Linked DNA regions of Homo sapiens: regions 1 and 3 are each linked to region 2. Evidence: read pairs that join two places in POLR2A ChIA-PET (ENCODE). Cell type or tissue: A673. All regions are shown on one strand.

The links. ChIA-PET counts read pairs that join two places held together with the same protein. Peaks named below come from ENCODE experiments on the same cell type or tissue, not always from the same donor. Only the 100,000 strongest peaks of a DNase experiment are listed, where the experiment ranks them.
Region 1: POLR2A ChIA-PET joins it to region 2 with 5 read pairs; 2 of 35 experiments call an interaction of 5 or more read pairs at or near these places.
Region 3: POLR2A ChIA-PET joins it to region 2 with 7 read pairs; 1 of 35 experiments calls an interaction of 5 or more read pairs at or near these places.

The regions. Positions count from the first base shown.
Region 1 is chr6:12,171,247-12,175,246 of GRCh38, forward strand. It overlaps a transcript of HIVEP1 not described here. Among named protein-coding and RNA genes, the nearest start is that of EDN1, 120 kb to the right of the region's middle. In A673, no CTCF peak of the experiment used is centred here; no DNase peak of the experiment used is centred here.
Region 2 is chr6:11,408,648-11,412,647 of GRCh38, forward strand. No RefSeq gene overlaps it. Among named protein-coding and RNA genes, the nearest start is that of TMEM170B, 130 kb to the right of the region's middle. In A673, no CTCF peak of the experiment used is centred here; a DNase peak (open chromatin) is centred at 2,304.
Region 3 is chr6:13,370,523-13,374,522 of GRCh38, forward strand. The region is part of intron 1 of GFOD1 (Gfo/Idh/MocA-like oxidoreductase domain containing 1); the gene reads right to left. Among named protein-coding and RNA genes, the nearest start is that of TBC1D7-LOC100130357, 44 kb to the left of the region's middle. In A673, no CTCF peak of the experiment used is centred here; a DNase peak (open chromatin) is centred at 1,749; H3K27ac peaks cover 443 bases.

The DNA of each region.
Region 1 (4,000 bases), 760 kb after region 2:
TTTGCTATGTTGCCCAGGCTGTTCTTGAACTCCTGACCGCAAGCAATCCTACTGCCTCAGCCTCCCAAAGTGCTGGGATTACAGGCAGAGCCACTACGCCCAGCCAGAAATCCATGATTTCATAATACATTATGTAAAACCACACTCTATACCCTCATGATCAGAGCATTCTGGGAGCATCCTCCATAATCGGACTCCAGGCTTGAACAAGATACAGACAAAAGAGCACATTCTGAGGCCATCAGGCTCTGAGGCCAAGCTCACAGTGGCCCCTGTGAGAGGGGCTGGAAATAGGATAATCTGGCGGGTTCCTCACCTGATAGCTAAGGACACACCTAGGGAGAGTCACAGAGCAGAAATAATAAAAAAGAAGTTGCCTTTCTGGTGGAAGGAGAGAGAGTTCAGGGATTGTGAAAGAAGAGAAAGTGGGCTATTGTGAGGGAAATGCCATGTCCCCGTTCATTTTTGTGTAAAACTAAGCTGAACCTCACAGCAAGAAGCTAGTGGGAATTCATGGCTCACAGCTAAAGCTCATATTTGCATAATAATCAGACATAAATATGGAAGAACATAGTGATTTCTCTTCAAGGAAGACTGCAAGGTTAAACATTCTAGTATGATTCACGCCAATCCTCTAAGATGTATTGGGATCAGCCGGGGAGGCAATGCTTAGCTGTTCACCCCTCCACTTGATTCTCAAGCGAGTTCTGAATGGACACCACCTCCAAGAGCTCGGACTCTGACAACTAGATCTGCTCTGAGAAAGTAGACAGAGGCAGCTGAGAAGAGCCTGGGACTCAAACCCATGACCCACCCACATTCCATCATCTGGGAGAAGGACCAGGCGGACATTTCTCTAAGTCAGGAATCAAGTTTTGTTCATTTTGTAGATTTGGCCTTTCAGACATAATTAAAAGTCCCCATGACATTTAACAAAAGTTTTCTAATTACTTTGCTTTTGTTCTCTGAGAAGCTAGGGCTGTCTCATTCCATCATGCCTGAGGTGTACATTAGATATTGTATTAAGGGTTTATTTCAGCACACTGAACAACTGTTCTTTTGAGGTGCTAGATTGTTACTGGGAACTAGATTGTTACTGGGGACTGCATGCTCAGGTAAGGATGGAAAAGTGGAAATTAAGGACCTAAATAAGTTTTAAGTTTTATTTCCCCACCACCTAGACCATAAATCTCATTCTGAAAAAAAATATAGCTGATTTTGGTAATTATTAAGACACCTCAAATTAAACAGGAAATTTTCCTGGCTCAAAGAGATATTGATAAATGACTTTTCAAAGATAGGTAAATTTTCTTACTTAAACTAACAAGATATTAGATTTAAATTTTGAGATTATAGGTCATGCTCTGTTGGTATGATAGTGTTTTATTAAAAAAACTCACATTTTATATAGTGCAGTATTTTTAATTTTAACATTTACAACAGATATTGCATTATATGAAGTCATTCTCACATTGTGGTTGAGATAATTGCTCAGGGTTGCAAAGCTAGTTAAGTAGTGAGGCTGGGAGTTAAAACACGGTCCTTTTTTTTTTTTTTCTACTGTTCCATGCTGCTTTTTCAGTAATGATTTATGATAATTGGGTTGTATTGTATTCATTTCTAGGTGAAAGTCTATTTAGTATTCATAAAACATCCCATTTAAATTTTCTACAAAAACGAGTATGTCCAGTGCCATGCATATTTGTATAAATAATAGATTTTGTAACCTTTTTCTTTGCCCTTTCTCACAACTGATATAATAGGAGCCATAAAAATATTTAGTGAAGAAACATTTAACTTAAATAGCAGGAGATAAAAGAGCAATCCAAAGTGACAGTTCTAATCAAGCATAACACATGTAAACTTCCAAGTATATTAGGTTTCAGTTCTTCATCATTATTCAGAAAAATGTCTTTGTTACATGTCTTATGAGAAAAGATTGGAGGGAAGACAGTGGAGCAGCGATTCACATTGTTTTGAGTATTGACATTGTTGGAATACAGCATAACATATTATATTATGAAGTTCCTGAGTCTGATCTTTTCAGAAATATTTCCAAAAAGAAATGGAGCAATTTTCCATTACATTTTATAAAGAAGATAATTATTTAAACATATTTCTCCTAGGAAGGGGACAGCAAATTGCACTGCTTTTTATGTGCAGACTTTATGAGGGAAAGAAAGCGATGACAGGAACTTGGAAATGAAGGCGTTTATACATTTTAGCTATAAAAAGCGTAAGAGAGAAAAATAAATATTTGTTCTGTTTAGCAGATGATCCCATATTGCAGTATAAGGCAATAGAGGTCCCTACATATAAAACGTAACTTTTTTCTTTGTCTGATTCTTACTTTTGGTCCTGAAATGCAGACGTGAATAATTAGATAACTTTTATGATGTCTATATATCTGTGGGCTTGAAAAAGATATTTCACGAAGACCAATAGACATTTGTTATGTTGTTGAATTTGCTTGAGACAAGACATCTTTCATTCATTTGTTTTCAGTTACTTGAAAGACAGTATGTTTAGCTAGCTACCTATGAATGTTGCCAAATGAGATCTAAGGAAACCATGATAGGTGAAAGACATCAGGGCTTTACATTCCTGGAGATCAGTCATGGAAAGAAAAGCCAGCTCTGAGATCAGTCAATTAGCCAGGCATGCTTAGTTTTCTCTGCTAATAGCAAGGCTTATTTTTGCCCAGTAGGGTCAAATGTTAAGAACAGTTTTGATTCAGCAGTAGTGCCCTTTAATACATTTGAATTTATTTATTTCGGAACATCTCTATACTTTCATTACACAGCAAGACATTTTCTGTTCCTTCAACATTTTTATTTGCCAGAAGTAGTTTACGACTTCATGCAGTCTACTTATTATTCATACTCAACCATGTGCAATCATAATAATTATTGATTGAACAATCTGGTCTTCATTAAAAGTATGTTAACTATTCTAATGAAATAATATGCATCATTTCTAATCTACAAGGGTTGGAAACTTTTGAATTCATAATATTGATTATGAGAAACCAAATTTCAAAAAATATGTCTATGAGGAGAAAAATAATTTCTAAAATTTATTTTTTTTAAATCAGACCCAAATTATTAAAAACTTCACTTAACTAATGAAGTTAAATGCTTGATGAAAGCATTAAGCTCTGTTGGAAATAGTTGTAAAATATTTAGTATATGGTACATCAACCCTCTTTGATACTTAAGCAACCCTAGTACCCCCAGGTCAGTGCTCTGAAGGCCCTTTAAATGGAGATAAAGATCAGAACTGACACAGGGACCCCAGGGACCAATCCTGGAAAAATGTTTTGTTTGTTTTGTTTTGTAACTAAACAAATTCCTGTGAACCCTTTGTTGTCGTTTTTCTAAATCCTTCAAAAAAAGAAGAAGCATTTGGAAGACACAACAGATTCAGGCGACAAAACATTTCAAGTTTCTGCTACAGGTAGAATCGTATGTTCTTTAGAATTTCAGTTGAAATAGATAACATATTTCCATGATGGACTTGTATTGTCTCTTAGAGACACTTACAACTTTTGTTGTTGTTGTTGTCCTTGTTGTTGCTATTTAAATAACTCTCTTCAGCACGTAGAATACATGCCAAATGTATTTGTAAATGATTTGTAATGTAATTTAAGTGATTTGTAAATGAATGATTTGTAAAATCTGTACATTGCATTACTTCGGTCCAGAGTTAGGGGCCATTTAGATCTGGTGGCTGGTGTGAATGAACATAAGTTCAATCTCTGTTCAAGGTTTATTTCAATGACCATAGATTGTGTCTCTAACTGTTGAGTCATCTCACAAATTTATGACTAAATAGGGTGTGGGCAAGAGAGAACAGATTTACAAATACTATCTCAAGGCTTGTCATCTACATACTGCAACAATATTATTAGTATTGAATTAATAATTAATTGGTATCTAATGAATATTAATATTCGTATCTAATTACTGTTAAATAGTGCTGGTGTTTTCTAGTTTATCTG
Region 2 (4,000 bases):
AAAGACCTAGATGGAAATGTTGAATAGTTTAAATGATATTAATTAGGTGACTGCCTGACCCAATATTATTCCTCTAGTAATTATGGGTGTTCATATGGCCCAATTCAAATCAATCAGAATATCATCATGCCCAGAACACAATGACTGATTCCTAGAAAAGCCATATGAGCCTCACTGGACCAATCTAATTACTTCTCTTAATCTGAATGGGGAGAACAGATTTTTATACTCCGGTTGCAGAGCTGTGACCCTGTAAGTTCAGAGCTGTTGATGAACATGTCACCTCTGTGGGGATGATGTTGGATTGAAAAAATGAGGGTACCATACAGAGAAAGAAGAGGCAGAAGAAAAGACTACTGAGAATATAGGCATTCCCTTGTTTCTGTCCCTGGCTTGGTTACATGAGCTGAGTTGGTATTTGTCTATTAATACATTTCTTTCTCTGTCTCTGTCTCTCTTTCTCTTTCTCTCTCTGTGTCTCTGACTCTGCTTTATTTTAGCTAGTTCTCAGTGGTATTTTATCATTTATAATCATTCATGATGATGCTAGCAATTTAAGTATGCAGTTGGATTTGCAATTTCTCTTACTCAGAAAGAGATTAACTGTAGACATGTTGTTGAAAGTTGTAGATATTGATTTAGAATTTGAAGCCAGGGAGTGAATTAGATCACCAAGAAAGAAAGAGGAGAACTGAGGTATAAACTCTAAGAATTCTAACACTAAAGTTTCAGGAGAGGTGGATGAATTCTCAAGGAAATTGGAAGAAATGCCTCAAGTCATTGGAGGAAAACCAATAGATTGTGGTGTGTAAGAAGCCAAGGGTGTTTTAAAGATGTGGTGGTCAACTGTATAGAATCTTCAAGACAGGGAAAAAGTGCAGTAAGAACTGGCAATCAGCCATTGGATTGGGTAGTGCAGAAGTCATTGCTGCATTTTCCAAGAATAATTTCAGCAGAGTGGAGGGGTCAGAAGCCAGTTGGAGTGAATTGAAAAGGAAATGGAAGTGGGAAAGTAAAGCCTGAATATGGAAACAATTCTTTTAAGGATTTTAGCTGTGAAGGGGAGACTATGGAAAGGATGGCAACTGGAGAGGGAGCTCCAGAAAGGATATTGTTTACTTTTTTTTTCTTTTGGATGAGAGGGACTAAAACCAAATTATATTTAAAGATCTATTAGATCTTTAAATCTAATAGAGGGACTAAAACCAAATTATATTTGGTTTAAATCTTTAAATCTAATAGATGGACTAAAACCCAATTATATTTAAAGATCTATTAGATCTTTAAATCTAACAGAGGGACTAAAAACCAAATTATATTTAAAGATCTATTAGAACACACAGGAAGGAGCAGCTAACTCTGCCTAGGTGAGTAGAGAAAGATTTCCTCAAGGAAGCTGGGTCTTAAATGGCAAGTAAAGCTGGCAAGTAAACATTTCCTCAAGGAAGCTGGGTCTTAAACGGCAAGTAAAAATGGCAAGGAAGCTGGGTCTTAAATGGCAAGTAAAAACTTTCAATAAAAGAAGGCATTGGCCGGGTGCAGCGGCTCACGTCTGTAATCCCAGCACTTTGGGAGGCCGATGCAGGTGGATCACCTGAGGTCAGGAGTTTGAGACCAGCCTGGCCAACACGGTGAAACCCTGTCTCTACTAAAAATACAAAAATTAGCCAGGTGTTATGGTGGACGCCTGTAATCCCAGATACTCAAGAGGCTGAGGCAGGACAATCGCTTGAACCAGGAAGGTGGAGGTTACAATGAGCCGAGATTGCACCACTGTACTACAGCCTGGACAACAGAGCAAGACTCCATCTAAAAAAAAAAAAAAAAAAAAGGCGTTGCATAGAAAAGGAAGATTGTATGCAAAGACACAGTGGTGTGTTTGGGGGATGTTCAATAGGTCAGGGCATGAAAAACTTTAGCTCTGGACCTTGTTAGGGAGAAAGAAAAATGCCACAAGGCTTTTTGTACCTTTTATCTTTGTTCTTAACTTCATCTTTAAAATAATTAGATCAGGCCTGATTATGTTTAAGGTCTACTCCACTATTAAAATCCATAGTGACTGTTTCGTTAGATTGATAATACTCCCAGAAATGAATAATCCACTGCAGATGTTTCCTGAAATTATGCTCTATAATGTGTGGTGAGAGGCTCCTAGGAAGTTGGAGGCTCAGCCTAAAGTGGCCCACTTAGAAAAAAAAATTGTGAAGCATATTTGAAGTTTATTGTGTTTTATCTTAAAAGATCATGTACATCCTATTTCTGAATAGATCTGGCAGGATTTTCTTAATAAAGTGTTTTATTATTATTCACTGATGTCCCGGGAAGATAGGCCAGCCTCAGCCTTTAGATTTAATTATTTCCTGGTAGCTACTTACATAAACTCTGAGTAACAATGAAAGTCCATGCCTGGAACCTATTTTCTACTCTGAGTCTTCTCACTTGCCCACTCACTGCCAGCTTCACAGAGGCACAGTCTGAGCACCAGCTCTCTGCAGAAGTGAAATACAGTGGAACGTGGGGATGAGAAGAGGAGAGCAGCAAGAGTAGTTTCACTGGGTTAACTGATCTGTATCAACGTCCTGGGCTGGAGAGAATCAAGTAATGGCATGATGAGCCTTAGCATCTTAGCTGCTCACATATCACATTATTCACATCCACTTGGCTATATGAATTTTCTTTATAAAATAATATGAGAGGCCAGGCATGGTGGCTCATGCCAGTAATCCTAGCACTTTGTGAGGCCAAGGCGGGCAGATTGCCTGAGCTCAGGAGTTCGAGACCAGCCTGGGCAACGTGGTGAAACCCTGTCTCTACTAAAATACAAAAAAAATTAGCCGGGCATGGTGGTGGGCACCTGTAGTCCCAGCTACTCGGGAGGCTGAGGCAAGACAATTGCTTGAAACTGGGAGGTGGAAGTTGCAGTGAGCCGAGATTGAGCCACTGCACTTCAGCCTGGGCAACAGAGCAAGACTCTGGTCTCCAAAAAAAAAAGAATATGAGATATAAAATCCACATCATATTGCCTGAAAGAAAATCGCAACACACATTAATTAGATTCTTGGCAAAAGACTGAAAAAAATGTCCCAGAACTGTTGAAGCAAGTTATTTTTAGACAACTTTACTCTAAAATATGTTGGTTCCTCTGAATGAGTTCACAGCGTATACTGCATACCCCTTTGGTCTGATCCTCTTGAACAAAAACACCTCCATTTTTCCTTTTTATTACATAATAAAATAAAATGAGCAGTCTCCCAGCGCCATCCCAGAAGTACTCCTCCACTGAATGCTCTTTTTTTGTTGGCTTCTATCTACACATTTGCCTTCCTGTGAACCCTTTGCCCTACTTTTGTAACCTAAAGACATTAATAGAAACTTAAGTTCTTTCCACCATTCATTTTGTTTTTTGGTTGTCCCCATTTTTAACTCATGAGGTCACTCTGTGTTTCATCAGATTTCCTACACTGCAGCCTTCTGCTATTTTTCTACTAGAACAGCCGAGGACTAACACTTTATATGGCATTGCAAGGGAAGAAGGATTAAGCCATTGGTAGTTGCAGAGATCTGACTTGGTGATAAGAGATCTGCCAGTGATTAGAGACCCCACCTAGTTGGTCTTAAAATGGAATTAGTCCAGATGGTGCCAATGGGAATTAAGGGACTGCATGGTCCCAGAGCAAACACAATACCTGTCTTTTGGATGCTCTTAATCTCAGGGGCAAAGGAGGGAAATGGGGCTTTCAGAGGCTGAGCCACACATTCCCCCGTGATTATAGTGGTAAATACTTGTGATTTAAAGTGACTGTTTATCAGATACTAGAAATGTCTTTTAAATCCTTAAAGGAGTATAAAGGTCTGTTTGAGAGTCACGTGTTATGGAAATTAACAGGAGTTTTAAAGTCATTTATACATATTTCTGAGACTGCATCTACAAAGGTTTTCAATAATCTTCATTAAATATATATCTTTGGGACGAAACACAAGATTCATCTAGAAAACATGA
Region 3 (4,000 bases), 2.0 Mb after region 2:
CTTCCCTTACCCTACCTCTCTCGGTGGGCTTCTGAAAAGCCCACTCTGAGATCCTCAAGATCCTCAGGTTTTTTCTTTTTCCAGCTTTTCCCCACCCAAATCTTCGCTATCAAAAGGTTCTTGCTAAAGGAGCACAATTCTAAGTATAGACTTCTAGTCAGACACTGTGTGTGTGTGTATATGTGTTTATGTGTGTGTGTGTGTATGTATGTATGTGTGTAGGTGGATTAGTGTGGCACAGAGCATTCCTCTCATCCCTAAAACCACGTGCAACGTAAAGGGAACTTGCATTGTCTGAGTGTGTGGTTGACATACCCCACAATCCTGGGTGTGTCAGATGCCATTCACTGTATGCTGGGATTTCTCCCGAAGAAAGCACACAGGTACCTGTTCTGCAAACTGCCTGTCTGTCAGCCTGGGCTTTGGACTCGGCTCTCCAGCAAATACCACAGGTATTTGATCTTCTCATGACAATCATCTGTCTTAGCATAGGAGAAAGCACCAAAATGGCTCTTTAGAGAAAAGCACTCTCTCCCATTTAATGTAGGAAATAAGTAGAGGCAGTCTTGCACTCTTCTCTAAGCACGTGGCTATGACATTTCTTTGACTTGAGGGTAAGTAGATTCTACCGGGAAGACAGAAAATGAGGGGTTCAGGCAGAGGCAGAGGCCCTGTTTTCTTATAAGCCCTTTACAGCCATGGCTAATTTCCTAATGGAGAAACCTACAAAGGCTTTCCCCCTTTTGCCATGAGAAAAGAATACTGCCCTAGGTCACTGTGCACAGCCTAAGGAGGCCATCTGCACTTTCTTACTCCTAGGTGAACAACTTCCCTGAAAAGACAAGGGAGCCACTTGTCCCATGCTGAGTCCACACACCTCTGGGAGCACCAGGCCAACACACGTTCTTTAGGTCTCAGGTTTACATCCTCTTGTGGCAAAATGTGGTGCCCACTTTCTGAGGCAAAAAGATCAAAAACTTTGGGACTTCAAACAATTTCAGAGATAAAAATCATGCTGCAGAGAATTAGGCAAAGGGACTTGGAACATATGGACTCTATTTCACTCCAGATTAACAGGCAGTGAAAAATGAAAACCATGAAAACAAGAAGTGCCTGAGAAAGTATGTTTTGTGTTTTGCCAAGCCCCAAACATTTCCCAAGTGGTGGGAGAGGTCTGGCAAAGTCCCCTGGTGCTCTCAATGGTGGTAGAGGAACGGGAGGGGCTTTCTGTGCACATGCGGGTATGATGGGTGAGGGTCACTCTGCTGCATCCATCCAGGACTGTGAACCATCACGCCACGGCTCCATGCTCAGCTCGCCCCCCTGAGGGCTCTGTCCCTGCATCCAGAAATGGCTGTCTTGGAGGGTTGCCGCATCTGTCAATGTGATGCAGTGTGACCACGGGTGAGTGGCAGAAAGCACACGAGGACTGGCCTGAGTCTTCTGGGGAGGCCTTCACAACTCACTCCACAAAGACCAGGCAGCCCTTTGTGTGAGAACAAAGAGCTAAAGCTGGGTCTTTTGAAGGCTTTGGGGCTTGAACCAACTTAAAATTTTAAGACAATATCCTCTCAGCAGCAAATAAAGCGAAGCTATCTGTCTTTAAAATGGTGGAGCTGAGAGATACCTTCCAACCTATGTTGCCGTGCTGTAATTAGGAGCAAAATGAGATCCGTGGGAAACTTCTGACGGGTTAGAGTGCTATGTGCAAGGCAGTGTGCCTGATCTTCATCAGAAGCTTTTAAGTTAAATAATTTCAGAAGAAGCTTTACTGCCCTCCTGAGATCCCTCATGGGGAAATGGAAAATCAGCTCCCTCCGAAGCCTGCTGAATGTGTTCTCTGTAACCGAGCCAAAATATTCATGGCCCTCCTGAGAAATCTGTGCTATAGGGAAGAGTTTCCAGCCCAGAGACCCTAAAGCCCTTCAGGCAGCTGCTCCCCTTATATCCTCCAAGCTCAGGGTCTCCAAGTTGTGGCTGAGTCTCTGCTCCTATCTCAGGACAGATCAGAGCTTTGGTGGGGCTGACACTTGATCCAAATGGTACCCCTGGGAGTCTGGGCAAGGGGCTTCCCATTCACACCTCTAGGGAAAGATGGAGCTCTGTTGTCCCACAGAGCAGGTACCCGTTGCTGCCCTTCATCAGGGAAGTTATCCCTGGGTACCTGAAGGATGGCTGACACCTGGCCACCCAGGGACCAGGGCTGTTCCCTAACATAATCAGCCTGGAACCTCAAGCATCCCTCCCCGTGAGCACACTTCCAATCACACAATCCCTGATCTAATCATGGTGGAAATCTCAGAGGCAATGCTACTTTCCACGAGTTCCTCCCCATCATTCCACTTGTGTTGACAGCCCCTTATCTTCTAGAAGCCAAAACGGATGCTAGTTCTGCAGGCTGGCTTGCAGCTGTCCCAGCAGATTGGCAGAGCCCCCAAAAGAAGTCCCATCAGATATGGCTTCCTATTTTTTCCTCGCATTTGCAGAAGGTAGAGACGGCTTGCTTTGCATTTCAAGTAGGGAACTCATTATCTTCATTTATACTTTGTTCCTTCAACATTTCTGTGCTAGGCACTGGGACCAAAAAATGAGTAAGAAAGATGAATAAGAGCTCACAGTCTAGTAGAGGAGACCAATCAGGAAAGGCGTGATTATGGAATGCAGATCTCAGAAAGTGATAAACAATGAAACCATGAAGGAAGGGCTGCCCAACCGATTTGGGCATGGAAGAAAGTTTTGCTGGAGAGGGAACGTTTGAGCTGGGTTCTGAAGCATGCATAGGAGCTTGCCTATTCATCATTCAGAGTTTGGTTCGGGTATAAAAAATGGTCTAAAATAAGATTAATGGTGTTTAATGTGGAATCTGGGAAACTGCTAATACTGGACTGTTTATAAAAACTGTTGTGTGTATATCCTGATGCACAGTTTTCTGAGAGAGGTTCATTAGATTCTTAAAATAATCTGTGATTCAAGAAAGATTAAGCAGAATTGGAGTTTAGAGTAAAGAAAAAGAAAAAAGGCAGGTCAAAGACAAATCTCTGGTTTCAACAGAACTAAGCATATGAACAGAGCTATTTATAATCCCTCCATCCCTGCACCCTGAGACATGGGACATTTAGTCACTTTCACTCTCTCACTCACTTACTGCAACACTCCATTTAGCCCAGCTCTTTTTCCCCTTTTATTTTTCTTCCTGCTAATCTCCTTCCTGCTCCCCCAACACACACACACACACACACACACACACACACTACGCTTTTTTTTTTTTTTTGAAGTTAGAAACTGCAAAAGAAGTGGAAGTATCATCAGGATTGACTTGTCTAAATCTCACTCTTCCCTCTGTCCCTTCCTCCATATACATTAAAAGAGGCCATTTGAAGAGACTAAATCCCCGATTTTCAATCCCCATGAAAGTTCTTAACATCAATACAACTTCCCAACTCAAAAGACTAGTCTGATCTGCTCATAGCACAAATGGTACAATTTCAAATAGCAACAACAGTCATTTATTGAGTGCTTACTTTGTGCCAGAGGAGGCACAATGTATTTTGCATGCATTTTCATGTTTTAGTCTACACAACCAGGTACTTGTCCTGTTCCCATCTTACAGATGTGGAAACTGAGCCTCTGAGGGGTAAGCAACTTGCCTCTGATTCCACAACTCGATAGTAGTAGAGTCAAATCTGGAATTTGAACCCAGATTGTCTGGCTACAAAGCCAGCCTAGTCTTTTTAAAAATATGTTTTTTTTTTGTGTGTGTGTGTGTGTGTGTGTGTGTGTGTGTTTGTTTTTTTTTTTTGAGACAGAGTCTCACTCTATCGCCTAGGCTGGAGTGCAGTGGTACAATCTCAACTCACTGCAACCTCCGCCTCCCAGGTTCAAGCCATTCTCCTGCTCAGTCTCCTTAGTAGCTGGGGTTACAGGCATGCACCTGTAATGCACCTGGCTCATTTTTGTAATTTTAGTAGAGACAGAGTTTCTCCATGTTGGCCAGGCTGGT